3 separate regions of the Mus musculus genome follow, and all the other regions are linked to region 1. The links are chromatin loops, found by intact Hi-C in ENCODE. Cell type or tissue: left cerebral cortex. All regions are shown on one strand. Links, peaks and the distances in the headings refer to the core of each region. The heading gives the core; the rest is flanking DNA. Region 1 overlaps Tenm4 (teneurin transmembrane protein 4). Region 2 overlaps Tenm4 (teneurin transmembrane protein 4). Region 3 overlaps Tenm4 (teneurin transmembrane protein 4).

Region 1 (10,466 bases), core at 1,687-9,686:
ATCTGAGGTAGAGCAGGCTTAATCCTGTGGGGTCAGATCTGAGGTAGAGCAGGCTTAATCCCATGGGGTCAGATCTGAGGTAGAGCAGGCTTAATCCAGTGGGGTCAGATCTGAGGTAGAGCAGGCTTAATCCCATGCTGCTAGAACTGGGTGTGGGTCTCATAAATCCCTTCCACTTTGAGTTAGAATTCATTTCACCCAGAAACTAGGAATAAAAAATGATCTAGATCATAAAACATGTTTGGGTAAAATTTCTTAAAAGTACCTAAATTCAGAAGTTGGGGGTGGGGGTGGGCATGGTCGTTTGGATAGCTAGATCTAGCCTAGTTATGTGATGACTAGTTGTCTAGATCCAGACTCTTCACTTTGTTTCTTGTCCCACTCAACAGTTGAGGGTCCCAGGCTCTGCTTGTCTCTGCGTATGCTAGAGAGCAATGTACTGTTATAGGGCTACAAGACAGATGATGGAGGTCGTCCCATGCCCTGAAAAGCCACTCCTGGAGAGGGCAGACACTGGCGCAATGAGAGCACTTATAGAACAAGGTTGTCCCTTACCATTCCAGCCTGCCCTATCCCACAGTGGGCCCATGACTTGCTACCACATAAAAAGTGAGGAGAAGTCTAAAGTGCCCTTCCCAAACATGGTCTATATGTTATAGGCACAGGGAAGCCTCAGATGCTGTTTAGGCTTTGAGGGCATCAGGCTGTGTTTTAGAGTGTCCCTTCTTTCTTGAATAGAAATACCAAGGTCAGAAGTCTGGATCAGGGAAGGCCGTAGGGATGCAGAACACCACTTTTCTAAGCCTTCCGTTTCTTTCCTTTAAGTTGTGGGTACTTGGGCTCTCATTCCTTCTCCCACCTCCTTCATCTATGATTTTCTTCTCCCTCCAGTCCATGGTGCTTCATCTCCACAGCCAGAGGCAGTACATCTTCGAGTTTGACAAGAATGACCGCCTCTCTTCTGTGACCATGCCCAACGTAGCCCGGCAGACGCTGGAGACCATCCGCTCAGTGGGCTACTACAGGAACATCTACCAGCCCCCGGAAGGCAACGCCTCAGTCATTCAGGACTTCACTGAGGATGGACACCTGTTACATACCTTCTACTTGGGCACCGGCCGCCGGGTGATTTACAAGTATGGCAAGTTGTCAAAGCTGGCCGAGACTCTGTATGACACCACTAAGGTAAGCTTCACCTACGACGAGACCGCAGGGATGCTGAAGACTGTCAACCTACAGAATGAGGGCTTCACCTGCACTATCCGCTACCGTCAGATTGGGCCCCTGATTGATCGGCAGATCTTCCGTTTCACGGAAGAAGGCATGGTCAATGCCCGTTTTGATTACAACTATGACAACAGTTTCCGTGTGACTAGCATGCAGGCTGTGATCAATGAGACCCCACTGCCCATTGACCTCTACCGCTATGATGATGTGTCAGGGAAGACAGAGCAGTTTGGGAAGTTTGGTGTCATCTACTACGACATCAACCAGATCATTACCACAGCCGTCATGACCCACACCAAGCACTTTGATGCTTATGGCAGGATGAAGGAAGTACAGTATGAGATTTTCCGGTCACTCATGTACTGGATGACTGTTCAGTATGATAACATGGGACGGGTAGTGAAGAAGGAGCTGAAGGTGGGACCCTATGCCAACACTACCCGCTACTCCTATGAGTATGATGCTGATGGCCAGCTGCAGACAGTCTCCATCAATGACAAGCCACTCTGGCGCTACAGCTATGACCTCAATGGGAACCTACACTTGCTGAGCCCTGGGAACAGCGCACGGCTCACACCACTACGGTATGACCTCCGTGACCGCATCACTAGGCTGGGTGATGTACAGTACAAGATGGATGAGGATGGCTTCCTGAGGCAGCGGGGTGGGGATGTCTTCGAGTACAATTCAGCCGGGCTGCTCATCAAAGCCTACAACCGGGCTAGTGGGTGGAGTGTCAGGTACCGATACGATGGGCTGGGACGCCGAGTATCCAGCAAGAGCAGCCACAGCCACCACCTGCAGTTCTTCTACGCAGACCTGACCAACCCCACCAAGGTCACCCACCTCTACAACCACTCCAGCTCTGAGATTACATCCCTCTACTATGATCTGCAAGGACACCTCTTTGCCATGGAGCTGAGCAGTGGCGATGAGTTTTACATAGCTTGTGACAACATCGGGACCCCGCTTGCTGTCTTCAGTGGAACTGGCTTGATGATTAAGCAGATCCTATACACGGCCTATGGGGAGATCTACATGGACACAAACCCCAACTTCCAGATCATCATCGGCTACCACGGCGGCCTCTATGATCCACTCACCAAGCTTGTCCACATGGGCCGACGGGATTATGATGTGCTGGCTGGACGCTGGACAAGCCCAGACCATGAACTCTGGAAACGCCTGAGTAGCAACAGCATCGTGCCTTTTCATCTCTACATGTTTAAGAACAACAACCCCATCAGCAACTCTCAGGACATCAAGTGCTTCATGACAGGTGAGGATTGAGGTATACCCGAGGTCAGGACCTACCCCATTGCTCCTTGAGAAAACTGGTATGGGGTCATGGGGGACACTGGCTATCTCTAAAGACATCATCTCCCAAAGTCTATGAAAAGAAACACTAGTTTGGAGACTATTCTGAAAATAATGACCACCATTATCGCCTTTGTTTTTTTTTTTAGAAAACTTTTCCTTTTCATTTATTTTCTCTATCCTGACTATAGTTTTCCCTCCCTCCTCTATCCCTAGTCTTTCCTCCCTACCTCTTCTTTTCGCCCCATAATCACCCTACCTTCACCTCCCCTCAGAAAAGAGCAGGCCTTCCAGGGACATCAACCAAATACTGCGAAACAAACTGCAGTGACACCAGGCACATCACATTGAGGCTGATGAGCCAACCAGTAAGAGGAAAAGGGTCCCAAAGGCAGGCAAGAGAGCTAGAAACAGTCCCTGCTCCCTCTATTAGTAAATCCCACAAGAACACGGAGCTACACAACCATAACAGAGGACAAAGTCGGACCTATTCAGGATCCCTGGTCTTCATGAGCCCACTTGAGTCCTGGTCAGTTGATTCTGTGGGCCCTGTTCTTGTGGTAGGACGGCCATTCTTAATTTTTCATACTACACTTCAGTTTATGAAGGCTCTAAGAGACTCTGTAGTAAAAAAAAAAAAAAAAAGTGCTCTTTGGTTTACTTACCTACGTTTCTAAATTATTTCTCCATAAAATCCTAATGCCTCACTAGAAACAGCCTTTAGAATGCTCTCTGGAAGTTTCTGAAATGGAAATCAAGCTGGGTATGAGAATATGGGTTAAGGTGTGTCTAAAATAAAATCAGATTTTTTGACTTATGATGATGGAAAGTACAGATTTTTTTGAGGCAGACAGAGCTAAGGGAATGGACCAGCCATTTCTTAACTGTGACATATTATTTTACTGCTCCAAAGTTTTAGTTTCCTGGGCTTAGTTTAATAGAATACCACAGTCTGTATGGTGGTTCACACTGTTATCCCAGCACTGAGAAGGCAGAGGCAGAGGCAGAGGCAGAGGCAGAGGCAGAGAGGCAGAGAGGCAGAGAGAGAGGCAGAGAGGCAGAGAGGCAGAGAGGCAGAGAGGCAGAGAGAGAGGCAGGAGAGGCAGGAGAGGCAGGAGAGGCAGGAGAGGCAGGAAGAGAGGCAGAGGAGGCACAGAGAGGCAGAGAGGCAGAGAGGCAGACAGGCTGACAGGCTGACAGGCAGACAGGCAGACAGGCAGACAGGCAGACAGGCAGACAGGCAGACAGGCAGACAGGCAGACAGGCAGACAGGCAGAGGCAGAGAGGCAGAGGCAGAGGCAGAGGCAAGCAGGGGTCTCTATGAGGTCAAGGCTAGCCTAATCTATATAATGAGTTCCAGGCCAGCCAGGGCTATATAGTAAGACCCTGACCCTGTCTCAAGATAAATAAAATAGTTAGAATACCTACTAATAATTCTGTTTGGATAAATGTTTATATGTTATGCTAGAGCAACTATTAGAAACCTAAAAACTAAAACAGATAAGCCAAGGGTGTGGTGGAGATATAGGGGTCAGGAGAGAGTTCTAGGCCAGTTTGGGCTGTTGAAGATCCTGTTGTTTTTTTGTTTGTTTGTTTGTTTTTTGTTGTTGTTGTTGTTGTTTAAAAATTGAATCAGACACAAATAGACATCATTAATAAGTCAGCAATCAAAGATAAACTAGAAGATTAAGAAAACACCCAGAGTTCAGTTGGTAGAGTACTTTCTAACATGCACAAAGCCCTGGGTTAAATTCCAACATTCAGGAGGTTGAGTCTGGGTGATCAAGAGTTCTACATCATCTTTGACTGCTTAGTGAGTCTGAGGCTAGCCTGGGATATGTGATACCACCACATCTCAAAATGTGTATGTGGTAGTGGTGGTGGTGGTGGTGTGTACATGCATACCATACATATTATATGTATGCATGTATGTATGTATGTATGATATGTATGTTCATACACACACATCCATACCACCACCACCAACGGTGACGTGAGATACACATACCTAACATAGCTCATGCTGGTTCCCTTTCTGCCCTTTTGCTTTAAAGGGAAAGTCACCTTTCATTCCTCTGAAACCAACTTGAGTATAGAGTGTCTCAAGGGTCCTGCAGACCTCTCAGACTGCTACCGTCCCTCAGCAGGCGACACAGGGAGAGCTCTGTGGGATCCAAATAAAGCCAGCCAGGTCCTTGTGAGAATTTACACTGAGAAAACCTGCTAACCTCGTGATCGAGCCATTCACCCCCTTTTTGCAACTGTTCCCTTCACCCCACCCCTCCCGGTTCCAGACATGAGAATACAGAAATTATTCCCGCCCTCCAGAATTCCTCACTATCAGAGGAAATGCACACTCTGGTCCATCGTGAGGGGCCATGAGGAAGATTTGCACAGATGGCCATTAAATCACAGAAGGCTAGCAACCGGCTCTGCCCACAGGGTTCTGGGAAGCCTTCAGGGAGTAGCGGCTGATCCTCGAGGCTGGCTCCTGTATAGGTTGCATCAAGTAGTAGGGAGAAAGGCATTCTGGAGAGAGGGGTCAACATTCACAAAACTGGAAACAGGGCATTGTGGCTAGCTCACAGATGCTATAGCTGAAAGCAATAGGAGAATTCCCTTTTTTCCAGGGGAAAAAGCATCTAGGTTGTTCTATTAAGAGGAAGAGTCCCAGTCAAGGACTAGAAGGAGACCAAGGTGGTACACAGATGTCATGGAAGCATACCTGGGACCTGGGGGGTAAACACATATATTTTGACAGCGTTGCCAGCCTTTACCATGCTCAACTTGGCTGCTAGCACTACAGAGCCTTGACAGACTAGGATGACATTTCCATTACATCTGTCTGCACAAAGCACGCCCCCTGCCTCACCCTCCAGTGGGTTTCCTGTGAGACATTTTGGCATGTTACTATAGCTGGGGAGAAAAAAAATACTGTAATAGGAAATGTAATTTTCCATAAAAAAATTGTTAAAGCTTGCCAAAAATTACTGCCCTCCCCCTCTTCCTTTGTACACAACCATATGCATATAGTCTCCTTCCAGAACAGCACTGGCGTGATTAAACACTCCCTGCCGAGCACTCGCAGATACGGTCTCCTTTAAGCCTGGCAACAGCTCTGTGAGATCACGACAGACAATTATCTGCATTCTACAGATGAGACACGTGAGACCCTGGAGGACCAAGGGTCTGCAAAGAGTCACACGGGACAGGGCTCTCTGGTTTCAGAACATTTCCCGTGATAATCACCCAGCCTCTAAATCCTGCTTTCTAACACAGCTCTCAACTATCCAAGGGGCACCTTACATTTTCAGTTTGTGTTTCATTTCCCAGACAGTTAAATCCAGCAAATATCATATTGGTTATCCCTTCTCTGTGCCAGACCCACGCTAAGGATCCAAAAGGGAAGAAGGCTTGGCGCCTGCCTTCATGGAACACATGCCCCCTTTCACAAATGTCCTTGACTGTGAGCCCACCTTAAGAAAAAGAGTTGTGGAGCTAGAAACGTAGCTCAGTCTGTAGGGTGCTTGTTAGCATGTGTGAAGTCCTGGACTCCATCCCCAGCACCAAATAAAGTAGGTGTTGTGTTTGCATTCCTGTAACCTCCGTATTCCAGAGGTGGAGGCTGGGGGATGGGAAGTTCAAGGTCACTCTTGCCTACACAGCCTGAATAGGAGGTGAGAACCTACCTCGAAAAAGAAAAAAAAAATCTATTTTATATCACTATAAAACACTAAAACCAAAGGTTTGCACAGCAGTCCTTAAGTTTGGTATCTATATATTTTTCCAGTCTAGTGTATTCCACTTCAACAAAAATACTGGTCATGACCCCAAAATTGATTTTACCTACGAAGTGGATCCTGTGGCACATGAAAAAGATATTTGCCATCTAAACAATCAAGCTTTCAGAACATCAGAAATGCTTTGCAGTGGCTAATGTGATTCTGCTGACTCTCACTATACCTCACCTTTTACCTTCTCTGTGGGCTAACCGTATCCTCAAACATACTCAAAGGTCCTGAGGTGTACTCCGCCTAGGTAGGCCTGGGTCATGAGACAATGGAGCAATTACCAGGATTGAAGAGGACAGAATGCACTGATTGGATGATCCTGGATCACATGGTCCAACAGAGAAAGAGTGCAGAATTGGATCATGGGGAGGCGACCCTAAAATGTCCACCATGGGTCTGTGTCACACATCATCGTGCTGAGTCTTGGCCTGAGACTTGCGCTTGGGGGAAACCCACACAGACAGCGAAGTTCAGGATTGATAAAGTAACCCTTCCACAAAGACACTGGGAAGCCAGCCTTAGAACCTGTGGTGTCAGACTTCAGAATACTTAGCAGTTTTGGGGTTTTTGTTTTTGTTTATTCTAATACATTCTGTGAAGAACAAAGGCATGCGCTGGTGAAAGGGCTTCATATCGCTTGTGTTTTATTCCTCCCCTGCGGCAGCAGTGCCTTTTGGGACTGACAGGTAACTCACGGAGCTTTTCAAGAGGAAGGAAGCACTTGCCCCTGAGGTTGTAAGAGTACAATTCCCAGCTCTTCTGAAAAGCCTGGTAGGAAAGCTAGCTAATAAATAGATCTCTGACATTTTCCTGAAAGACATGATAGCAAAGCTTCCGCCTTCTGTCTTCCATCACTCATAGGTCAAGCCCAGCCCTCTCCTGTGCCCCCTGCTTTCCTAGGGACTGAGCGCTATTCCAGATAACCACAAAATCCCTATGCACATTCTCAGCCTCAAGCAAAAGGGCTTTGTGAGGTGTTCTCTCCGTGTGTGTGTGTGTGTGTGTGTGTGTGTGTGTGTGTTCTGTTTGTTTTAATTTCCCAAAGATCTGTGTGCAGAGAATCCTAGGATGAAAGACTCCTGGAAACTCAAGTGAGAAAAGGGCCATGGACAAAAGCCTTCCAAGCCTCTGTTATAAATTAAAAAACAGGGATCTTGGGATACATAATGACAGAAACACACACACACACACACACACACACACACACACACACACACACATACACACACACACCGTGAGCTAGTACCTGATCTGGATATTATACACTAAATCCAATGTTTTAGGGGCAAGCTTGGAACTGCTTCTGCTACAGAGTAGAAGTTAAGATTCTCCAAGTTCACTGTTGGTACCCTGAGAAGCCAGCATGTGGGTTTGTGTGGCCTTAACTGCCACACTCTTTCCCTTCCTGTTTACAATCTGGATCTTCGCAGCAAGGCTGAGTGAGGAGTTAAACCTGGGTCCTAGTGGAGGGGCCTAGGACAACCAAAAACCAACCAACCAACCAACCAACCAACCAATCAACCAAATAAGGCAAGGTCAAATGTGAGCTGCCTAGATGGGAGAGATACATGGGTCACAGGAGTATCATGAACACAACTGTTGACACCCACAAATCATTCCCTCTCAGCAGCTTCCAGAGGGGGCCACTTCCTCCTTGGCCTAGGTCATCAATGGGACCTCCCAGCAGAGATGTGTTTCTGTTGGAAAGAAACAAAAGGCACCTGGCTCCGAGGCAGGCCTTAAAACCTTGTACACCACCACCACCCCACTCTAGTTTTCTGAGTCTCCTTTGTGGCCCACCTCAACCCCCATGCAAGGTCATGGCTTTTGGTTTCTCTATTTGGTTGGTTACCTAGATGGTCTGTTGTCATCCTCGGTTTTGCTTTGCTTTCTTTTGAGATAGATTTCACCGTAACCTAGGCTAGCCATAAACTCACCATGTAGCTAAGGATAGCCTTCAACTTCTGCTCCTCCTGCCTCCACCTCCTGGGTGCTGGAATTTCAGGCATCATTCTGCGGAGTTCTCAGGACTGAACCCAGGTCTTCATGCACTCTGGACAAGCACTCTACCAACCCAGGATCATAGACTTCTGGTTCCATTCTTCATTGAGTCAAATGCCCACCGAAAAACCTTATCTATAACTCGCAACTCCAAGGAATGTGATTAATAAGCTTAGAAGCAGGCAGGCTAAGGCACTGGGAGGTCGAGTGACTTCCTTGTGCTGTCAGAAAAGACAAACAGGAAAGCCCTTTGATCTGAACCAACCAGCACCATGCCCAGAAGCGCTTTGGCCTGAGGCTACAAAAAGGGTGGGGAAAGGAGGGGCAGCTTGTTTCTTAAGTGAATTTTTTTCTTTTCAGAGTCAGCCATTAAAATCCTTTCTTGGATCTGACTGACCTTTGCAAGGGTTTCCTACTGCTGACGGGGCTGGGGGTGGGCCTGGGAGAGCTGCATCCTCTGGGAGGGCACTACCTCTGGGTAAGCAGATGAGGGGTGAGAGTCATGAAGACATCTGGAAGCTTGGGCGCTGCCTAGGCTTCATCTCTCTTGGATCTACCCCCTTGAGGAGGACTCTGGGCATGCACCTGGCAGAGGGATTGCTGGGACCCAGCAGCACAGTTGGCTTTAAGACCAACCAGGACATTATTTCCATAAAGTGTAGCAGTCAGCTCTGTCACCTTCCCCTTGTGGCCCCTGGTTATTGGCTTGCTTACTCCCCAAGCTTATTTCTGCTTCTCTCCACCCAGATGTCAACAGCTGGCTCCTCACCTTTGGATTCCAGCTGCACAACGTGATACCTGGCTATCCCAAGCCAGACACAGATGCCATGGAACCCTCCTACGAGCTCGTACACACACAGATGAAAACTCAGGAATGGGACAACAGCAAGGTAATGCTCCACATGACAGCCACACATTGGCTGTTCTGACCCTGACGCAGGGGCCCCACCAATTGTGCAGGAACACCAAGCCAGGGATGGAAACTGAGGGATGCAGTGCCTTCATGATCCCTACCAGACAACTTTCAACAGACAGAAAACTATGGCTAGGCAGGCCCCAAGGACCCAACTGTAGCAGCACATGGACACCCACAGGCTGCATGAAAGAGTTTTTCATAATCCACCGTGTTCAGAGTACAACAAAAAATAACCAGCCTTTGTCACTATGCGGGCAAAAGCCCTGAGAGAAAAGGAGTGTTCTGAATGCAGATGGGATTCTTTTTTGAGCACCCGATGAACTTGGCTTTGAGTAACATTCTACTTACGTTAGCTCACAAATATGCCAGGCTGTTATTCTTCTCATTGTACAGGATTAATGCTTGCAACCATTCAAACCCAGGTTTGTCCATTTCGTGTCATCTGGCTGAGCGTGACTAGCAGGGCCATAAGAGGGGGGAAAAAAAGTTACATTTTCTTATCTCCCTTTTATGACCTAATTTCAAAGACTCTGAATTATATGGCTGGGAAAAAAATTTTATAACAATCTCGTCACACCTGCTGATCACTTCACGTATTGCTCATGCCAACCTCAGCCTCCATTCATAAATTCTGTATCTGGATTCTGTGTCCAGCCCGGTACTGTGGCCCATGAAATGCAAGGGTGGGTTAGCAGAAACCAAGCCTAGGGGATGCCAGCTCAGAGACAGTAAACTCCGGGGAGCGGCCCCAATGTCACATGGCCCGATCCTGTGCTTGGAAACCCAGCCACCCCGGTTCTTTTCCTCCCCCTCCTGCTCCTCCTACCTCGGTACACACACCTCCACTCTTTTGAGAGAGACATTGCGTTCGTGTGCGTCCCTCTCTGAACCTGGAGCTCACAGATTCAGACAAGCTGGCCAAAAGGTCCAGTGGTCTGCCTTTACCTGTCTCCACAGCCCTGATGTTACAGCCATGTGCCTCCATGCTCGGCTCCTTACCTGGGTATTTGGGGACCTGAGCTGAGGTCCTTCTGCTTGTGGGTAAGCTAACTGAGCCAGTCCCCCAGTACCATGTCCCTATTTCTTGTTCCAGGCTAAATCCATTAGGCTCATCCGAGCTACCTCCTCCCAGACTTGCAGATGAGTCTGCTCAGGTGGTGTGCTCTGTTCCACCTTCGTTTTCTTTCTTATTCCTTCACTAGATTCTAAATCCC
Region 2 (10,466 bases), core at 1,233-9,232, 210 kb before region 1:
CTGAATCAAAATCGGGTTAGCAGAATCAGTGACCTTGCTGATTCGGGGAAACAGGGACTCAAAAAAGACCTGTGATGTGGCCAGTCTGGAGAGAGAGAGAGAGAGAGAGAGAGAGAGAGAGAGAGAGAGAGAGCTGCTGGATACAGAGTCATGGTACTCACATGCCCTGAGACCCTACTCTGGGTCCTCATTCCTTTTTAGCCAATCTGTCACCTTGGATGCCGTGGCTATCAAAGGGCAAAGACCTGGCATCACTTCCCGGAGCTGTGTGTACCAGAGCGCAGCACTGAAGAGACCACTCTCAAATACAAGTGAAAACAATGCCATTTACAGGGTCCCCTCCCACCTGCCAGGGGAAGGGAACAGGAACGGTAAGTGTGGGAGGAGTATCCTTGCCCTCGCCAGGACAGGCAGGTGAAACTAAAGGCGTGTGCAGTCCTGCCTGTGCACTGAGTAGCAATGGAGCAAGAGCACACTTCTCCCGTGTGTGCCTCAGTCTCTCCCTCTGGAATGTAATGATAAATATAGTTAAAACTGGCGGGCAGATGTGATGGGTCATGCACTCATTTTCCTAGCTTTCTGTGAACGCTGCCCCCTGGGACTTAGTATTTCCATGTTTCACATCAGGAAGATGCCACAAGATGAGCTCGGTCACTTGTGTGGGTTCACAGCTATTTCTGTCCTGGGCCAGCCTCCTAACACACAGCTCTGTGTTCCTCCTGCTGCCTTAAAGGCACTGGATACCAATGGTGCTTGACAGTGCCCTACCTTTTGATACTTTGAGGCCGTTATTGGTATTAGTGATACATTTCTGTGACCTGGGGGCAGAATTGTACACTTTGCAGAAGGCTACAAGAGGACAAGAATGTTTCCTGTTTCCGGTATGACTGGCCTTCTGGACACTAATACCTGCCCACAATATCCTGAACAAGTATCAGAAAGCAAGCCCACACATGATGTGTAGTGAATCATAAAAAGTACCTCTCTGGCCTGGGTAACTAGCTGAATGCTTTTGGCCTTTTCTCCCAGGTATGTTGGGTCCTAAAGGAGAAAGGTGTCTACCACGTGAGCAGGATGCCACCAGACTTGATTGGGTTGGATGGTTGGGCCTCAAGGTTTCGCATCTAGCTGTGTAAAGACTGGGGTGGTTCCTGGGTCGGCCTCTGAACCCAGGCTTGAAGAGTCTCTGTCTATGGGCTTTGACAACTGGTTAAACTACAGAACCATGCAGGGCTCCAGGTTCCCAGTCTTTAAAGCAAAAATAATGTCTGTTTCTTGGTGGTGTTCTTGTTAGGACTGTTCCTTTGGGGGAGGCCCACGGCATCACGGGCTTCAGCACTGGAGTGCTGATGGCAACTGTCAGGAGGTAGGAGGGTTTTTGGTACTCCAGGCAGTGTGATCCTCTCTTTACACTTGACCCGATATTCTCCAAACTGCACAGGGGACACAGCTGGTAACTGAGGTGGCTGTAAACACTTTATGTTTTCACAAGCAGCTGGAGACAGTATGAAAAAGAAATAAAGACATGGTTCTCAGAGCTCCTGCAGGCAACAGCCTGTGTTGTAGAAACAGACCTTAGTGCTGAAGGTCAGGGCAGTTTATCAGGTCATGTTTCCGAATTCTCTTCACCCAGAGAGCACCCTCAAGAGGAAAATTCACATCTGTCATGTTCCCTTCTCTCCCTCCCCTTTACTTCCATCAGTAAATTCTGAAGAAATGGCTTTATCTGTGATAAACTCTGGCACACCCAAGCGATAGCAACAGGCTGGTTAAAAGGATGTGAGATCCTAGGGCAGGCTCGTGCGGTACATGAGCACCATGGTTAGGGCTGAACAGCCTTGGGTTCAAACCTCCTCCCCCCTCCTACATACTGGGCACTTCAAAAACCTTTTGTGGGCCTCCTTCCTCCCATTAAACTGTGTGCTCATGTGCTCTGAGAATATGTCAATGACTTAGAGAATTATGGTGGCTTGAAGAACCTGAAGGAAGAGCCTCTACCTCAAACTAGGGAGAGGGCATCACAGAGGGCTTCCTGGAGTAGACAGCTTCTAATTAGAGTCAGCCTGGTGATGAAGGGAATATGGCCATCCAATCAGAATAGCATTTGCAAAGCTGTAACTGACACAGCTTTGTGAGGCATCTAAGATGGTCTTGCCCTTGCCATCTTTCATGGAGAGGGTGGAGAGTGTGGGTACTATCCTGCAGTGATGGAGCTCAGGCTGCAGGGTGAGGGCTTCTATCCAGGGGTCAGTGGAGTCACCCACAGACTTGAAAGCAGGTAATCGCATGACCCAGTTTGCTGGTTTTTTTTTAAACAAACAGATTTATTCATTTATTTATTTTATGTAAGTACATTGTAGCTGTCTTCAGACACTCCAGAAGAGGGAGTCAGATCACCTTACGGATGGTTGTGAGCCACCATGTGGTTGCTGGGATTTGAACTCCGGACCTTCAGAAGAGCAGCCGGGTGCTCTTACCCACTGAGCCATCTCGCCAGCCCCGTTTGCTGGTTCTTAAGCTGGACTGCTGTTGACTTCAACTTCCTGGACTGGTCCTGACTTATCTGTCAAATGCTCCACGGAGACAATCCACTCCTCTATTGAGGGAAGCAGGGCTGCTCATCCTGACATCTTCTTTCTAGGACATTCTGTGAGAGGAGCAAGGGGAAGCCTCTAGGAATCAGACTATCAAAGCCTGGCAGAGTCTAACTACCTCTGTTGAATGGAGCAATCGCATTTTCCTCATAGACAAATTAAGGCCCGTCCAAAGTCATGAATGAGTTAGTCGCTTAAAAGGGAAGTTCTTCAGTCTAGAGCTCCGCTACAGGGGCTGTAATTGGGCATTTAACTTCCTGGCAGGTAGACTTGGTGGACATAAGCCACGGGGCTTGGAAAGCTAGTCCTAAGCTCTTGGCAGGCTCCTACACACACACACACACACACACACACACACACACACACACACACACTTTCTTAAAACCCTCTCATTTTCAGGCTGATAGGAGGGATCCCCCTTCTGTCCCCATGGGACCCTCCCAATCTCAGGAAGCCAGGGAACCAGTAAATAGCCCGGGGGGGGGGGTCACCCTCCAATGTCTGAGATGACCCCTCTTCTGTGAACTTCCACTAGCCACGCCACGCCTATCAACCCCGGCTGACAGTTGCTTGTGCTCATTTGTAGTGCTTTTATGCACTCTATGGAATATGTATCTGTTCCAAGACATCATACTCCTGCTGAACACACACACACACACACACACACACACACGCAATCACTCCTGTCTTACCATATCAACTATGGCCCTTTGTTGATTTAGGCCTTGACCTGACTGTTTATGGGTCAGACCATTTTTGAAAAGGCTATGGAGGTGAGAGTGACAGGAAGGAAAGCTCACTTGACAGCCACAAAGTTCTCCCAGAACAAATTCCGCCCTGAGGTAGACATAGATTTAAAGGAATGCATACACCCAGAAATGATGCCCCCCCGCCCACCGTCCCCGTCCCCGCCACCACCAATGCTTCTGGCTTTAGCTGGCCTTTTTCAACAAGTCTATTACAACTTTACAGCAGAAAGCCTGTCTAACCCACCTCTGTCCCCAGCATCAGTACTTAGGTCCTGAGGGAAGCTTGCAGGAGACGTGGAAGCAGGAAGAAGGGAAGGAGGGAGCAGGCTATGTTTCTCTTTTATTTATTTATTTATTTATTTATTTATTTATTTATTTTTTTTGGTATCCAGCCATACAGTACATCCCACACACAGCATGCTGGGAGTATCTTTTGCAACCAGATGCCAATGAGCAAACATCTCAGGTTCAGTCTTGCATCCTAGAATTAGAGACGTCTCCCTCTACTTCCTTTTTTTTATCAGTCCAAGAAATTGGTACATTAGGTGCCTTACTCAAGGTCACAGAGCCATTTAGCTGCTGACAGGGACAAAAGTCATGTATAGGTGGGTATTTACTGAACGATAGTTACCCCATTCAGATGGGAGTCTACCAACCTAGCCACACTTAGAAAACATGGGTTGTGACGACCTTAGCTTAGCTTGTCAATTACTAGCACTCTGGGGGTAGAGAACATTGCTAATTGTGTGTCTCTTTATCTGATGGTCTTGGGACACTGCTTGCTTAGAGAGAGCAGGGTCTTCCACCCTACCCCATCCTGAGTCCTGATCCAGCAGGGTATCCATTGCTGGACAGGAACTGCAGGTCCATTTAATGGCCTGAGGCTTTTACTTCGTTATTATTACTACCATTGACTTTAAAAATATGGAAGTCAGAGTGATTCCTCTGAACACCAGTAAAACCACCACCAGACTCCAGATTTTTCTTTTTGTGACCACTCACTAGAATTCTGCTCCAGGCATTCAGGTCCCCACACCATCTTGGCTGTTTTGAGCCACAGGCTTTGCTCACAGCAGCCGCTGGCCTGAATATCCTGTGCCTCCCTGTTGACCACATTGGGCAGAAGCACCCAATTCCAGCCCTTGTTCTTCCTCGAAGTTTCCTAGACAACTGCATCTGCATGCTTGGTAACCTGGAGAAACGTGGGGACCACGACGTGAGTGCACTGCACTGGACTGAGCAGAGGCATCTTCCCTCAGTCAGCTTTCCTCTGTGTCAAGCATTCTAGTGACCTCACAGTGAGCCAAACCTATTGAAAGTCAGCTCAGGGGCAGGACATTCTCAGGCATGCAGTCAGAGACAGAGAATGATCTGCAACCAAGAGTGGAACAAACAGGAAAATCATACAGTAGCTGTCTACCCGACTTCTGCCACTGTGGGGCATGCTTCTGGGACAAACCATACGCATTTGCCAGCTTCCCTGGCTGTGTCCTGCCAGCACAGCTACCAGGACTCTGGGAAACACCCCTTCCTCATTTCTAGCCCCCTAAGAGGGAAGCACTGTGCCATACAGTGGGGCTTTGACATGTACTGCCCTGCTGTTCTAACCTGTAATGCACCCATTGTCATAGTCTGGGTGTTTCCTCTGCCTCACATAAATGAGAGAGCGAAGCAACCATCTTGCAACCTGAAGGCTCTGTGTTCCTCCCAGCATGAAAAGTTCTGCAGGGGCTACCCCACCCCCAGGTCCTTCCCTCTCCCTATGTTCAACTAGTGTGTCAGACAAAATACCATTGAGAATTCCTGTACACTGGCCATTAAGGGACGCCAGTGAAAGTGAACAACAGACATTGCATACAGGGAGAAAGTGAATGAACAGAAAACATACCCAAGAGCGGCCCTTCACCCTCTGCTCACACCACGGCTTGCTTTTAGATTGGAATCCATTCTAGATAGAAACGTGATACTAATGATAGCTCTCTCTAACTGTAGCACGGGACTTTGCAGTTTGCCAGCTACTACCGTGTACCTCTGACAGGTGACAAAGTTAAAACTCAAGTCAAATAAATTGTCCGTGACACCACAGCTTAAAGGAGGCCGACCTGAGATCAGAAGCGGGGCTGTCAGATGCCGCCGTGAACTGTGGTGACAAAGAACTCTCTGGTCTGTCTAAATTGGTCTTGCAGGCCAAGGTTCATTAGCTAAGCACCCGGCGCCTCTGCATCACCATCCCACGAGTCAGTGGTGGTCGATGGCATTTTAATGGAAGCCAAATAATTCTTTCTGTTGGCATGCTCGGGCAACTAGAGTTTTTGTGTTTTATGATAATTAAATACCATCATCTTTCAGAGACGGCGATCTTCAGGGCCCAATTAATGACTGCAGTGCACAGTAGGGTCATCATTAACTCTGAAGCAAAGAGAGCTTTGGGCACCTGTCTGTGGTTTGGCAAGAGTTGGCACGTTTGGAGCACCTGACCTGGCACTCTTTCTTGAAGCTATCTTTGATGTCTTTAGGTCTCTGTGCTTGGGTCTCACGACTGAGCCAAAGCTATGAAAGTTTATGCTTTTTTTGTTTTTTTCTCATGAGAGTGGCCTACTCCACTGCAAACCATTTCCTAGGAAGGCACCCTGCCATTGCTCTGGGGCACGCTTGTGCCTCTACTTCCCACCCACTTCCACATCCTCCACCAGCCTCCAAGCTTCCGCCAGTGTTAACGTGGCCATAGCTCCAGCTCCTACCTTCCCAGGGACAACCCTGTTTTCTAGTCTTTCACATCCAGGCAGCCAGCACCTGGGCCTGCTTCACTATCCATGCCCCACCCCCAACCTCTACCATCCACACTGTTGATTCAGAGTGCATCTAGCACCATGCTCTCTGAGGCCTCTGACACCATGCACACTCCTAATTCTCAGCCTGGAGTGACCACTGTGACACAGGCCATGTGTCACCTCTCATGCTTTCTTTCTGAACCCCAAGAGCTAAAGACCTCAAACTGCCACTCTCTATGCCTCTGGGTGCTCCGGGGGCTGGAGTACAAAGTGATAAGGATGATAGCCATCAACACTTGTCGGGTCCTCCCTGTATAGCAGACATTGTTGGGTGCACTTAGCCTGTCCTGATCCACTTGATGGACACAAGGGAAGGATTTCACACTCCAGGTTTGATGCCAGTCTGCCCAAGTTCAAATTCTGGCTCTGTCGATTAATAGTTTTCTAAGTGTGAGCAAGTGCTTTCTGTGAGGACTAACAATAGTCTCTTCTTTTCGGAGCTGTTACAGGATTTCCGAAGTAAAGCACTTAGTGTCTGTCACTTAGTAAGCCCTCAATCTGTGTGAACTAGTATGTATGATAACCTCACGCACAGTTCATGTCCCTAGGTGCTGTCTAACTAGATGGACCATCTCCAATTTGACCATGTCTGTGACCATGTTCTCTACCTTTAGTTGGCGTCTCTATCACATACACATTTTCTAAGTGAGTGAGCAGCTGAAGGCTTGAAGAAGTAGCAACCTGCCCTGATGTCACATCACCTGTCAGAGGCCAAAGCTGTTCTGTGACACTCCTGGGCTGCGCCCTGTGCTCTTTCAACCAGCCACCACCTGAAACTGACACATCAGGGATGGGGTGTATCTTTATATGAGGGCCGATCGGTCCCTGAACCAAGCAGAGGGCTCCCCCAGGGCCTCCCGTGAGCCCAGGAGAGAGAGATTGGTATCGGTCCTCACTTGCTCTGAGAGGCTCGTCTAAGGCATCAAGGACCCTTTCCCTTTCAAACCCTGAAGTCTTAGGTACATAGCTCGGAGGGTCCAGGCCAGGCATTCTGGTCACTTTTCTGATCTGTGTTGAACTCCAGGCGCTTTTCTGGCTTCTGGGAGCCAGAAGATTGGTCCCAGTGAAATCCATCAGCCACAGGGAAAGGGCGCTGCCTGCTGCCTGCTGCCCTTCTGTGCAGTATTTCCCTATTCTTCCTTTGCATTTCTTTTTTTTTCTTTTTTCTTTTTTCTTTTTTTAGAACTTCTGTGTAAAATGCTGAAGTCATCTCCATGGTGACATTTAGTGCTATTTATGGTTTATTCATTCATGTGCCTTTATCATTATTGTGGACTAGCAGCTATGGTTTGCAGGAATGGGATGTAGAGCCATGACAGGGCACTTGTCTTGCACAGATGAGGCCCTGGGTTTAGTCCCCAGGGCAGGAAAGAAAATAGCATATAGTTGAAATGCTGTATGCCAGGCACTGTGCTGAGCACCTCACATGCGGCATCTCATTTGAATCTCAAAACACCCTTATATGGTAGGTATTTTCTCTAGAAAGAAATCTCCAGAAAACTGCAACTCTGAAGGTCAGTGACTTGATGGATATCATAGAGGTTTTAAAAAAATGCTACATTAAATTTTTTACATTTATTTATGGGTGTGTGTATATGTGTGAATGCATGTGTGTATGTGTGTATGTACATGTATATGTGTGTGTGTATGTATATATATATATATATATATATATATGTGCATGCGCCTGTCTGTGCGTGTGTGTGTGTGAAAGCATGCATGAAAAGAGCAGTCAGGAAACACCTTGCCAGACCCACAGTCACAGCTTGTAAGTGGAAGAAACAAAACTTGACCTCAGAGCTGTGGGACACCAAGGCCCAGTACCTTTCTGTCATCCATGGCTCTGTTCAGCACTCACAGGAACCTCTCTATGCCTTCTGAGAGTCAGCAGAGACACCAGTGTTCAAGGTTTCTGCACATATAAAATAAGAGAAGATACTGGAGAACCCTGACAACTGTGTGTGCGTGCGTGTGTTTATGGCAGAGGCAGGGAGATCCCTTTGAGTTTAAAGTCCATCTGGTTTACATAGTTCAGTGGTCCTCAGTCTTCCTAATGCTGCAACCCTGTAACACAGTTCTTCATGTTGTGGTGACCCCCAACCATATAATTACTTAGTTGCTACTTCATAACTGGAATTTTGTTACTGTGATGAATCATAATGTAGACGTCTGATATGCAGGATATCTGATACACCACCCCAGTGAAAGGGTCATTTGACCCCCAAAGGGGTTATGACCCCGCAGGTTGAGAACCTCGGACATAGTTTTGAGAGCTACGTAGGAGTCCTGTCTCAAATGGAAAGTGCTGCTGGAGGAGCGCTGGGCACAGCAAATGGCCCCCAGCCACGTTTACTTTCTCCATCAAAGGCTGCTTGTTCACTGAGAGAGGCGTGGATACTCGACCTGCCCAGGTCAGATTGACTTCCATGGTCTCACCTCTCCCCTCAAGGGACAACTGTGCTAACTCTCTTCTGACCGAGGACTTCAGCATCTTCAGGGCACAGTGGGCTTCATCCACACTCGATGGTCTCTGGGGACCCTCCTTTCCTGCACTGATGTTTCAGTCCCTTGAACCACCTCCACCATTCCTGACCTTTGGGGGTCGCGTGGCTGGAGAAGGTATTGTAGTGGAGCTGATGAGAGAAGAGGCTGGGAGGCAGGAGTACCTCAGAGCCCAACCCAGACTTTGCACTACAGGTAGCATCTTGGAATGTGTCCCCTTTGGATAGATTATCAATCATGTCCTTCTCCCTTCTACTTCTAACCTACTCCCCCAGTTTCCCACCACATTTACTTTGTATCTCGTTACCATAAAAGGTCAAGACTGATATATCTTCCATTAATATATTTTGGTCCTGTCGACTGCCAATTTGGTATCATTGTAGTACTATAATCTCAGGAACAAATGCCCTTCCTATTTCACAGATATGAAAACTGAGGCTCAAAGAGGTTCAGTGACTTGTCCAGGGTTGTATGTTTACTAAATGGTAGAATCCTAGACTGGATTCTAACTTCCTGACTTCTTCCCAATCATACAGCCTTGTGAGAGTAGCTTAGGTGAAGGGGAAATATTCACTCCCAGGCCTGCCATCATTACAGCGAAGTTTGCTTTATTTCTTTGCAAAGAGAATCTGCTTTACCACATTCCCATAGGAACTCACATTATCCACTCCAAGACCAGCTTTTTGGTTTGGTTTGGTTTGGTTTGGTTTGGTTTGGTTTGGTTTGGTTTGGTTTGGTTTTAACACATGTTGCTCTGGGTAACTGAAAGGACTAAATAAAATATTTATCTCAGTCTTCTCATCTGTATGGGGCACAGAACATCATTTGGCACACAGTGTGTGCTCAGTAAGTGTACTGGTGGGTTTTATGCACCCAGACACAGCATGGCTCACTGTGCTCAAAAGCCCTCCTCATAGCCCTCCTTGCCCCAAGGCAGGCTGCTCTCCACCGTCATGGGGCACGTGCTTCGTACAGACAGAGCTCTGCCCTAGCCCTGTGTTTTTAGGTTTGTCAGACTCTCAGCTAACTGTTCATTGCACTTATTTATCTTGTTAATTTCCTTTACTATGCACCATTTATAGGACCAGTGATTCTCACACTGAACCATGCATCCCTCACCCAGGGGCTCTGTAAAGTCAGATTCCTGGGTCCCTACCCCAGGGTTCTTGTGGCTCAGGGTGCCAGACCTTCCATCTCAAACACACTCACTCTCAAGTGAGGAAGCCACTGGTGAGAGACTGGGCTCTAAAGACCCAAACCCTAAACATGTGACAGATCAAAGGTGAAGTTGTTGGTCGGAATAATGTTGCTGATATTGACAACTGGAGTCTTACGTGCTCAAGCCTGCTCTCCCTCTCAAAAAATTCTTTCCTATTACTCTCCTAAAGTCTATGTTCAGTGGGGTGGGAGTTTTTATTTTGTTTATTGGCCCAGCACATGCAGAGAACAGGAGTTCGGAGCTATCTGTGAACCTCTGATTTGATTGAATGAATTACTATGTGATTTGCTAGTACTGGACACACTCATTCTCTCCCCTGTAGTCTGTTTGTCCCCCAGGGGCCTCACCCAGCCAGTAGCCCACTGACCATGACTGCTTGTTTCCTAGATCATCCCAGCAGCCTGCAGAACCACCCTCGGCTCCGGACGCCTCCTCCACCACTGCCCCACGCCCATACCCCCAACCAGCACCACGCGGCCTCCATCAACTCCTTGAACAGGGGCAACTTCACCCCAAGGAGCAACCCCAGCCCAGCACCCACAGACCACTCACTCTCTGGGGAGCCCCCAGC
Region 3 (10,466 bases), core at 1,013-9,012, 230 kb before region 1:
GTTGCAGATGGAACAACTTCCCCAGCCCCTTATTTCATTTGTTTGTTGTTTATTTTTGTTTGCTTTTTTTTTTTTTTTTTTTTTTTTTTACATTAGTACCCTCCTGGGAACTTCTCACAAGACTTGTATATAGTACAACAATACATTTCTGGTATTTGTGTAGCACAATCGTTCTGAAATTCTGCAAATGTAAATACCGTCGGCTCTCACTGCCAAGTGGAGGGAGGACCATGAACACTCTGCTCTTCCTTCTCCCTCAGACCTCCGAGGCCCAGGATTTAGGCGCGCCCTTCATGCACAAAGCACTCTTCTGCAGGTTTGTGAACAACAGTTTCGGAGATGCCCTGGGCCACATTTCCAACCTCATTTTTAAAAAAAATCACAATGATGAAAAATAATTTCCGAAGAAGAGATGGGGTTTTGAAGGGCACTTTAAACGGTGCTTTTCTAATTAAGGGATCTCTGCAGCTGAGTGAAAATATACAGCAGTTTCTAGTTCCCTTGTCTCCAGCTTAGGGGCTCCATCTTGAGTCAGACCCGCGGGCTCTAATCAGCTGGGTGGTACCCCTCTTCCCCAGCTACCTGCTCACTCCCGCACAATGCCTCCTGACAGGCAAGAGCAGTGGATATTGAAATGCTCAAGTTAGTGGGCACTTGCATTTTCGTGCGTTGAGCTTTCTGGTCTTACCACATCTGCTGGCCTAGCATTTGCTTGATATTATCAAGTTAGCTAACCTCCCTCAACTTCGATTTCCTGATCTTGAGAATGAGAAAGAGGATCCCTGCCTCAGACAACCGTGTAGAATAATAGTTCGAGGCACATAGACTGCACTATCCACTAGTCTCTAAGAGATGACCGTCTTCCAGGGACTAGCAAGCCCCATTCCCCAGTGCCTCCAAACTGCATATCAAGAGAACACAGGTACATCTACACAGCTGCCATTAGCCTAATAAAGCTACTCATTACCGAGTTAATTGCACCCTTTAAGATTTTTATTTATTTTCTCTCTTTCACTTTCCTTTCAATAAAAATACTTAACTTGGCAATAATAATAAGCAGTAAACAACCCTGTAAGGAAGCCATTATTGCTCCCAATTTATAAATGAGGAAAACAGGGCTCAGAGTGAAGCTATATTAAGACCTCGTATTTTCTGGCTCCCAAGTTCATTTTCTTGAGATTGCACCAGGAATGACAAGATCCTCATGTCACCCACACTCCAACTTAACTAACAGTTGTGGGCATGTGCAGGGCGCCAGACATTAAGACACATTCCAGCCCTCCAGGAACTCACCTCCTAGCTGAAGGAGATGAACTGCCCACATGAAACTTGCAAGGCAGCCCTATAACACCTCATTTGTCCCTCACTGGCGAATGAGCTGTTAGGTTAAGTGGATTTTACAGATGGAATCACAGAACTTTAACTCAGAGGAGCCTTAGAGATAGCACCGGATGCACAACTTCACTGTCTCAAGGGAGCAAGCGATGCCTTCAGGCCACTGGGTGACTGGTTCAGAGGGTCTGTCCAACCACAGTCGATTTTAGACGAGAATTCAGCTCCTATAACTCCCTGGACAGGATTTTAAAAACATATTAACAATTTTCTTGAGGCATGTATTTCTTTGGAACGTGGAAGTATGAACTTCTTTGCCAGAGGGATGGTTCCTATCTAAACCTATTTGCACATGTGTTAGTGTATGTGTCAGACTCTATGTTAGTGCACCGTGCAAGGACACAGCGATGCCTCTGAACTTTCTGAAGAAGGTATGGAAGTCTGTCCTGTGTGTTTCTGTGGACCAGATATCTGCCTCTTGCCCAAGCTCCTTAGCTCTTGTTCTGCATTCAGTATCATTTTTCTGTTTTTTTCCTATACACACACACACACCACCACCACCACCACCAACAACAACAACAACATCAACAACAACACACACACATACTAGACATACACACCACACACATACACATCACACACACACACATATACCACACACAGTTACTCCATACACACATACACCCACACACGCACACACACACACAAAGTGGAACAAAGCATGCTAACTATGTAATTAAACACATTTGCTTGGCTCATTAGCTTCAAACAAAGTATCTTATTTTTCTGAGTCCATTCCTCACCTGTAAAGTGGGCAGAGTACAACAGCTCTACTCACAGAGCAGAGGCCCAGGGAGTTAAAAGGTTCCTAGGGCTTAATAGATGTTTAGTTCCCACCTTCCCCTTCCTGCTTTCCAAGGGGTCAAGAAACTCTTCAAAGTCACGTGTTTCCTCACTCACAAAGTGCACACAGATACACAAACAAAACCAGAATAACACAATCCCCTCTACACTGTAAATCAAAAGTTTCTTGCCCCCCCCCCCCACCCCCTGCCACAAACCAAAGCAAAATAATCCACATGGAATATGTCTGGTTTCTTCCTCCCAAGAGAATTAAAGCAGGCTTTAACACAAAGCATAATTCATATCATCTCCTGATCTTGGGCCGTAGCACCTCATGAAAACTATTAACACATCTCCCACCGCCTACTTTATGAACTCATATAAAAGCAGATCAGGTGAGCGCTCTCAAGGTAGTGGCTGGATCCCTGAAGTATGTGAAATCTGACCTCATGTGAGGCAGTTGTGTGCTAGTCACTCTGGGAAGTAGGCAGAGCTCATGGGATGTGCCGGAGCGGTCCCCACTGCACCAAAGACTCACTCACAGCATGAGTGGAGAGGAGCCCCTAGTTCTTCTAGTTCAACCCCCAAATGGTAAAGAAATTATGGAATGGGTAAAAGGGTCTGGGTAGAAGTCCCCGATGGGACTTTGTGCTGAGGGTCCTCCAGCGGTGTCCCTCTGTTTGTTCCCTTTTCCAGGGCTGGATTCACCATGAGGACCAGTGCTTCCGTCACTGGCAAAAGTCCTGCCCTGTGCCATGTCGTAGTTAAGACGGTCCTTTTATTACTTTTAGAAGTAGTTTTCAGAGACATAAGGGAGGTCTAATCTTTACTGTGCCTGCTGCTAGGAGCCCGATGAGCAGATCTCCCTTTCCTATGAAGGGATTATAAACTCCAGCCTGCAGTCGGTAGATGGAAATAGATTGAGTAAGGTCCCTGACCTCTTCCCAAGCACAGCCAGGGTGAGGGGAACTCACATTTGTGTCTCTTCTGGTCACAGATAGGTGCTCCTACCCTGAACTACAGGAACAGAGGTCTGGGTACCCTGGACCAGACCCAGAAGTGTCCCTGACACTTCAGAAGCCAGCTGGGGTTATCACCCTCTGCATCCTTGCTTCCTCAGTAGCTCCTTGGTCTCCCTGCTGCCTCTAAGACTTAAATCGAATGAATCCACAGCAACACTCTTTGGGTGTTGCAAAATCTCATCTGCCTTTACCAGGGTCGAGAGTTTGGAGAGTATTCGCATGTCTTGCCTGGGGCTTGAATAAAAGTAACAAGGAGCACAGGCCAACAAAGAAAGCAAATGTGGGCAGCCAACCTTGTAACCTCAGCTAATCTTTAATTGTGCCTTAATTGAAGGCTATGAAGTAGATACAGGAAGAGGAATAATAATATGTTGAGTCTATTCAGCATGTTAACCCCCCCAAACCTATATTATAATAGTAATTGCTGATGCTTTACTGCACCCCACCTAGGTACAGGGACTGGGTAACTTCTTTGTAATATCTTTCTTTTCTTTCTCCCTCTGCTTCTGAGGAGAGTAGGGTCCTTTCAATCAGAAAAGGAAAACAAGTCTCACTTGTCCAGAGGAGAAGCACTGAGCAGCCCCCACTCCCAGAGTCAGGCTCCGCCGTGGCCCACTGCAGCCCCGATTTATACGAGTACTGCCTGCAGCAGGCACTTGTGCCCTGAGATTGGTTGCCAACTTCCTTATGCTCTAGTCTTCGCAGGACACCCCACTCACCTCTTTAGGACATTCAATGGCAACTGTATTGAAACCCAAGCCCAGTGACTTTGTGATGTTTGTCGTACCATCTCCCTTGTGCAAAAGAGGAAACTAGGATGTAGAAGATTTCTAGACTTAGCTTGGTCAGCCAGTCCCCCAGTGAGGCAGCTGGGCATTGGTGATATTTATTCTGCCATTTTCTTAGAACACATCCGGGATTCTGCCCCCCACCCGCGTGTGCGAGCCCCCCCCCCCCACTAGCCTGTCATTGCCAAACCTGGCCTGATGAGCTTCATGGTCATGTGGAACTGGCCTAAGACCTCCCAGAGCTGGAGCCTCCACAACTCAGGAGAGTGTTTTTCTTGGTCCATTTGCTTTGTAGGTTGTTCATTTCACTTTGCCACAATTGTGGGTTTTGTTAAGTTCAAGCAGTTGGGTTGGCCATCTCCATGTCTGTTAAGTTCATCTGATTAGCTCTTCTTCCAAGTGCCAGGCAGTCTACTAGGTGTCAGCATTACTCCAGAATTTTTGTCATAACCATAGAGGCAGACTGACCTTGAACTTCTGATCCTCCTGCCTCCACCTCTCAAGTAAAGAGATTACAGGTGAGCGCCATTACACAGTGCCTGGAATGAAACTCAGGACTTCCTGCATTCCTGGTGAACACTTTCAACTTAACCACATCCCTAGCTCCTAACATCATTTCTAGCTGAAGTGCAGGGGTCTTGTTAACCTGCTTAGGGTCACATAGCTAATCGGGAGCGTCTGGTTTAAGAAGCAAAACTTTCCCATTGCAAATGATGATGACTTTACCCCTTTAGCAGCATCAGGACCCGAAGCTAGTCACCACACACTGATGGGGGACAATAACCCTAACTCCCTGGGTGTTTTGTCAAGATTAAATAAGATGACATTTTGCCAAAAGCCTGTGGATACTGGCAAATGCCTTTTCTTTCCTTGAGGTCTCCACGGCCAGTACTTCTCACTAGATACATCTGATGCAAGTGCAGGCATCGTTCCCCCGCTGCATCTCTTTTATATTATTTCATAGTGGAGAAAGGCAGAGCTCTAGGCTGTGTGCTTTAAAATGGGACAGCCCAGCTCACACATAGTCACTTCCTACAGCACCTCCCTCCAAGGCTTTGGGTGTCCTTTGTCATGCAGCAGTGCTGCTGGTGGTATTCAGTGTTAGCATGCCTTTTAAAAAGGCTGGCTTTGGGCTAGGGACATGCTTTATCTGGTAAAAATGCTTGCTGCATAAATAGGAGGACTTGAATTAAGATTCCAGCAATAACATAAAAGCTGGACTTGGTGATGTGTCATGCCTGTAATCCCAGCACCTGGCAGGAAAGGAAGAAATAGGCTTGCTGGGGCTTCCTGTCCAGCCAGTCCGGCTAATCAGTGCAGTTCAGGGAGAGATCCTGTCTTGAATAATAAGGAAAATCCATAGAAGAAGACACCTGATATCATCAGCCTCTGGCCTCCAAACATGCATTATGGACATGGGCAGTCATAGTGTGTGTGTGTGTGTGTGTGTGTGTGTGTGTGTGTGTGTGTGTGTGTGTTTACACAGTAAAAGAGAGATAATGAGGAATCTTGCAGACTATACTTGGAAGGTGCGGGCAGAGTGCTAATCACCGTGTACTGTGTAACCTTCCTTGTGATTGGTGGGCAGAGAGAACCCATATAACACTCCAGCACTTTGAGAGCTTCTGGGTAAGTGCCCTGACCTCCCTAAAAGGGAGCATGAATGGGCTCTGGGAGGATTGCTAGCAGCCATCACAAGGATGAAGTGAAATTTCAAATTACATTAGCTGTTTGCTTAAGGAACAACAGATGAGGCCCTGTGGATTCTTAAATCCTGTTGGCAGTGCAGCAGAAGGAAAGTACAACCATTTGGAACCTTCCCCTGGACCCTATGCAGTCTGGGCTGCAAAGATGACCTTTTAATGACAGCATCCTGCCTCCAAACGGTCAGAGTGTGGCAAATTGTTTGCTAGGGGCCTGGTTTTAATCATTGCTTCAATCAGAAGAAAGGGCTCAGATCCACATCATTCTAGGGTGGGGTGTTCTTCTAGCTAGGTGTCAGGGTGATATTTATCACATTTGAGAGTTTTTGGTTTTGTTTTGTTTGTTTGTTTGTTTGTTTGTTTGAGGACCCACAGTGGCCCATGAACAGAATTTCATCTTCTGAAGGATTCTTGCACTAGACTCAGAGACCTGAAGTCATTGTCAAAAATACACATACCCAAAAGAAAAATAACTCTTAGCTCTGTGTAAAAGAAAGGACAAGTGTCTCAAAGCACATATCTATGAATGCTAAGATCAACCTGAAAGCCACTGCCCTCATTATATGACAGCTGACTAGTTGCAGGGAAAGATATTTGTTGGAGCCACACATAGGTTTTAAATAAAGTAATGTCATCAAAGCAGCTTCCAGAAGTTTGATCAATTAGTTTCTTTCTCATTTAAGAATCTTAACTATCATTTCACCATATTAAAACTATACGATGTATACCTATAATAAATGTGTTCATCGTATCAATATGAAAAAGTAGGCAGAGTATAGAAATTAACTGATGTCACAAGCTTTGTGTTTGTTTATTTTAAATATTAATGTTGTTTGCTTTTGAAATTTTTGTTTGTGTGTATATGTGAGTATCTTTGTGTATGTGCACATGTGTATGCAGGTATGGAGGCTAGAAGACACTGTCAGAGTTGGAGGTATTTGTGAACTGCCAAATTTGGGTGCTGGGATTTGAACTCTGGTCCTCATGGTTAAGCAGTAGGAGATTAAACAGGATACTAGATTCTCACATCATAGGCAGTCCTAGAACTTCCTTCCTGGGCATTGCCAGCTCAGCGGGCTCTTCTCTAGTTCTGGAAGCAAATCCCTCTCTATAAGGCTCTCCTCATAAAATTGAAATCCACTCAGGACAGAGGCTCATAGCTGTTCCACTTTGTCTAAGTTTAATCCTGTGAGCAGCCCACAAATGTACTTGTGTTCCCCAGTTCATAATCAAAATTTAATTAGAAGAACCTTTGCTGGTAAAATAGATGGCAGAGAAGCCTTTGTTTTCAATGTTTGGTGGCTTTTTAAAAAGCACTTTTTTTGTACCCAAATGACAAAGTCTGGGGGTAGTGAACTTTTGACATAAGGAAAATAAATCCTTCAAAAGAAAATCTACGGCCACTTGAGGCTTGGCCTCGCCCCAGCAGGAATTTAGGAACAGTTATAACTGGACCCCCCTTACCAGCTCCCTCATGGGTCCAAATCCTTGGCTTAATGCTTGCATTTCCATAATAAAAGCCACCATCTCTCATTTCATCACTAACTTCCCAGGAACCCTTTAAAGACCCAGGCAGCGCCATTGTAGGAGGATTTCCCTGGGTCCTTCTCTGCCCTCCCTCTTGTCCCCTCTGAACCTGTGGGTTTTTCCAAGGGAGAGATTAAAGCAGTAGCAAGGAGCTGTTTAATTAAACTCTCCCCCTCCCGTCTCCAAAGTTGCTGGAGACTTTTTTTTTTTTTTGACTTCTCCTTGGCAATGCCTAATCACTGTAATTTAGCAGATTCTGTAATTACTCACCACACACGGAAGCAGTTTGATGGCTGTTTCTTTGTCCTGCCTATTCCAACCTCAACTGACAGCTGAGTTCACCCTGTGAATGTCTAAAACAGCCTGGTGGGAGGCAGTGAGGTGCAAATTCGCCAGTGAGCTTTGAAAGAGTCTGGGTTATAAGTAAAAGGGCTAAAGGCATGGACTAGCCCTTTGTGCAGATCCTAGGAGGGTGGTTAGTACTTGCTGAATTTTTGTATCTGTACATTTAGAATAAAAGTCTACTTGCAGGACAGTTGAGAGCAAAGGGGAAGAAACGTGGCCCTGGCTGTGGGGCACCCAGGGCCCACTCCACCATGTTCTTGCCTGAACCTGAGACCTACAGCGAAGGAAGCCCACTCCAGCCTCAGATGCTCAGTCTCCATTGTACACCTGAGCAAAGAGGGACCAGACGGGCTCTGACAATTGCTTGGGGATCCAGTTCTATGTCAAGACCGACTCTTGCTAGGATTCTGTCCTGTGCAGAAGGCCTCTCCTTAGCCCCTACCTAGTTATGACATAATTATAGGCTAGACTTAATACCATTAATTGTGAAGGAAAGGATATTCGAAAAGTTATGCAATATATGCAGTCACACAGCCAGGAAATGGGAAACGTGATCTTTCATACATGGACGTGATTGCAAAGCTACATTTGTAACCTCCACACTTGTGGCTTCTAAAATATAGTTCTTTTCTGGTTTTCTTTCTATTGTACTTTTAAAAACAAATAGGTTGTTTTTGTATAGTATATTCTGATGATGGTTTTCCCTCCCTCAGCTCTTCCCAGATCCTCTGCACTTCACCTATCCAAGGCCACACCCTTTCTTTCTCTTTCTCATTAGAATACAAACGGGCATCTAAAAAATAAGATAAAATAAAAACAAACAAACCAGAATAGGACAAACACAATAAACAAACAGACAACAGAAATGAGACAAAGAAAAAGCACAAGAAACACACCCGGATACTGAAACCCACACATCCATACACAGAGAAAACATGTAAAACTTAAATCAGAAACCATAATATATAAGCAAAAGATATATAAGGGGGGAAGCCTAAATAAAGCATTGTGAGATGAAAATAAATTAATTCCTCCAAAAATACCATTGAGTTTGTTTTGTGTTGGTCATCTATCTCTGGGCATGGCCTGCCCTTGAGTGTGATTTGTATACCTAGGGAGACTCTGCTGGAGAAATAAGTTTTCCTTTCTGGGTGGTTATCAATTGGAAATAGATTCTGGGTTAGGGATGGGTCTTGTGCCTTCTTCTCCTCTCAGCACTGGGACCTTATCTGGCTTAGACCTGTGCAGGCCCTGTGTGTACTGCCACAGTCTCTATGAGTTTAGAAGCTGCAGAATAGTACATTAAGAAAGACCATGGCCCCACGCCTTCTGCTTACAGGGGCAACCTGGAGCAGAGTAGCCATGATGATGGTAGCTTTGGAAAAAGTAGTGACACCCTTCACCCTGCAAGGGGAATCTGTGTATGGATGGAAGGACCAATGGGAGATGGGAGACTGGGATTTGGAGGCTCCCTTATAGAAGACCTGGGGACATTGGAAAAACAGACTTAGAAGAGGCATGTCCTTCTGCCATCAGGAGGTTGGAATGGGAGCCTTACAGTCTCCAGGGGATTGTAGCAGATAGATGGATGGAAAGGGGCAGTGAGTATGGTATTCTTGGCACTCTTTTCTCCTTCCCAACACTGCCCCATCACCTCCTAAACCATGGTCTAACCCAGGTGAAATGTCCCAGCATTTGGGAGGCAGAGGTAGGAAAATCATAAGTTCAAGATCATCTTGAGCTATACAAGTTCAAGGTTAGCCTGGATTACAGGTGACCTTCTCAAAAGAAAGAAATCTATGGCCCTAAAAAATACTACCAGCACTGCCTAGTAAGGAAGCCAAGTCCAGTTGGTAATATCTCCAACTCCAGGGGGTAATAATGACCCTTCAAATGAGAAAGGAATTGCCTTCCCTGTGCCAGGCAAGCTTTTCAGATGAACAGAGACCATATATGGAGCAGCTGACACAGTGATGAGGATCTGAGATAGAAGCACCCCCTGTAGCTCTCCAGTAGCCATCCTTATCACACCTACAAGGAGACTCCTCACAGGCTGTTGGCCCCCTGGATGGATGATAACCACCTAAGCAAATGGTCCACCCTGACTGATGTCAGGACCTACCATGCTCCCCATCCAGAGCTTGCTGAAGGAGCACACTTGTTGCCACTGAGCATCAGAGAAGCCCAGGGCTTCTAAGAAAGACCTACAAGAGACACACTTAAAGCAGGTCTCCAGCTGAAAGCGCTGCCCAGGCTGAGTCCTCATTCCTTACCTTGATATCTGTATAAACTGTGCATCTTCAACTATGCTCTTACTTTTCGCCCGATTTCTGTTCTTTTAAATTGATTATCTTTTATCTCTTACAGTGTATATGAAACAAATGCACTTTGCTTGTTTTATATTTTAAAAAAAAGAGACTCTTGTCCGAGATGGATAGGTGATATCTATGCCTGCTCAGGTGCCATCTTTGTAGTAGAATCTGCACTTTGACATGTCTCCTGGTCTGAAGGACACCATTAGTGAGGGTGACAGAGATCTTGCACACATCATGTACATTTTCAAAGCAAAGAGCCCTTTAACTTAACAGGAGCACATGAGTGCCAGTCATGTACATGTCTGGGACATGAGCAGCCAGCCTCTGCGTGGATGGGACACCCATCCCTCCTCGGTTTGGAGTGAAAGCTCCTATAACAGAAACCCCAGGCTCATTCAGCCTTCTATTCTAACCTCATTCCTTCAGGAGGGCTTTAATTTTGATCTGTTTCAACTTTTCTCCCGTTGCCACGTTTTGCGGATCTTATCATATTCCCCGGTGCCCGCCTGATTGCCTATGGTAGAAGACCGCGGAAGTGGTGGCAGGGAGGCAACCACTTTCCTTACAGATGTTGTTTGTTTTTTTCTAATA

Evidence for each region. A loop is a pair of places that touch in the nucleus more often than their neighbours do. Peaks named below come from ENCODE experiments on the same cell type or tissue, not always from the same donor. Only the 100,000 strongest peaks of a DNase experiment are listed, where the experiment ranks them.
Region 2: it touches region 1 in a loop (2.2-fold over the local background); 2 of 42 quality-filtered maps call a loop at or near these places.
Region 3: a loop joins it to region 1, with 2.3 times the contacts of the local background. A loop is called at or near these places in 3 of 42 quality-filtered maps.

Annotation. Positions count from the first base shown.
Region 1 is chr7:96,893,762-96,904,227 of GRCm38, forward strand. It overlaps Tenm4 (teneurin transmembrane protein 4), which reads left to right. Exons shown (of 33, transcript NM_001310762.1): 31 at 892-2,506; 32 at 9,084-9,226. Among named protein-coding and RNA genes, the nearest start is that of Gm22226, 21 kb to the right of the region's middle. In left cerebral cortex, for the core only: no CTCF peak of the experiment used is centred there; DNase peaks (open chromatin) are centred at 5,024, 5,488 and 9,520; H3K27ac peaks cover 669 bases.
Region 2 is chr7:96,684,488-96,694,953 of GRCm38, forward strand. Tenm4 (teneurin transmembrane protein 4) reads left to right here. Exons shown (of 33, transcript NM_001310762.1): 8 at 10,283-10,466. Among named protein-coding and RNA genes, the nearest start is that of Gm15413, 110 kb to the right of the region's middle. In left cerebral cortex, for the core only: CTCF peaks have their summits at 4,812 and 7,276; DNase peaks (open chromatin) are centred at 7,260 and 7,545; H3K27ac peaks cover 697 bases.
Region 3 is chr7:96,665,252-96,675,717 of GRCm38, forward strand. The region is part of intron 7 of Tenm4 (teneurin transmembrane protein 4); the gene reads left to right. Among named protein-coding and RNA genes, the nearest start is that of Gm15413, 130 kb to the right of the region's middle. In left cerebral cortex, for the core only: no CTCF peak of the experiment used is centred there; DNase peaks (open chromatin) are centred at 1,288, 5,062 and 7,558.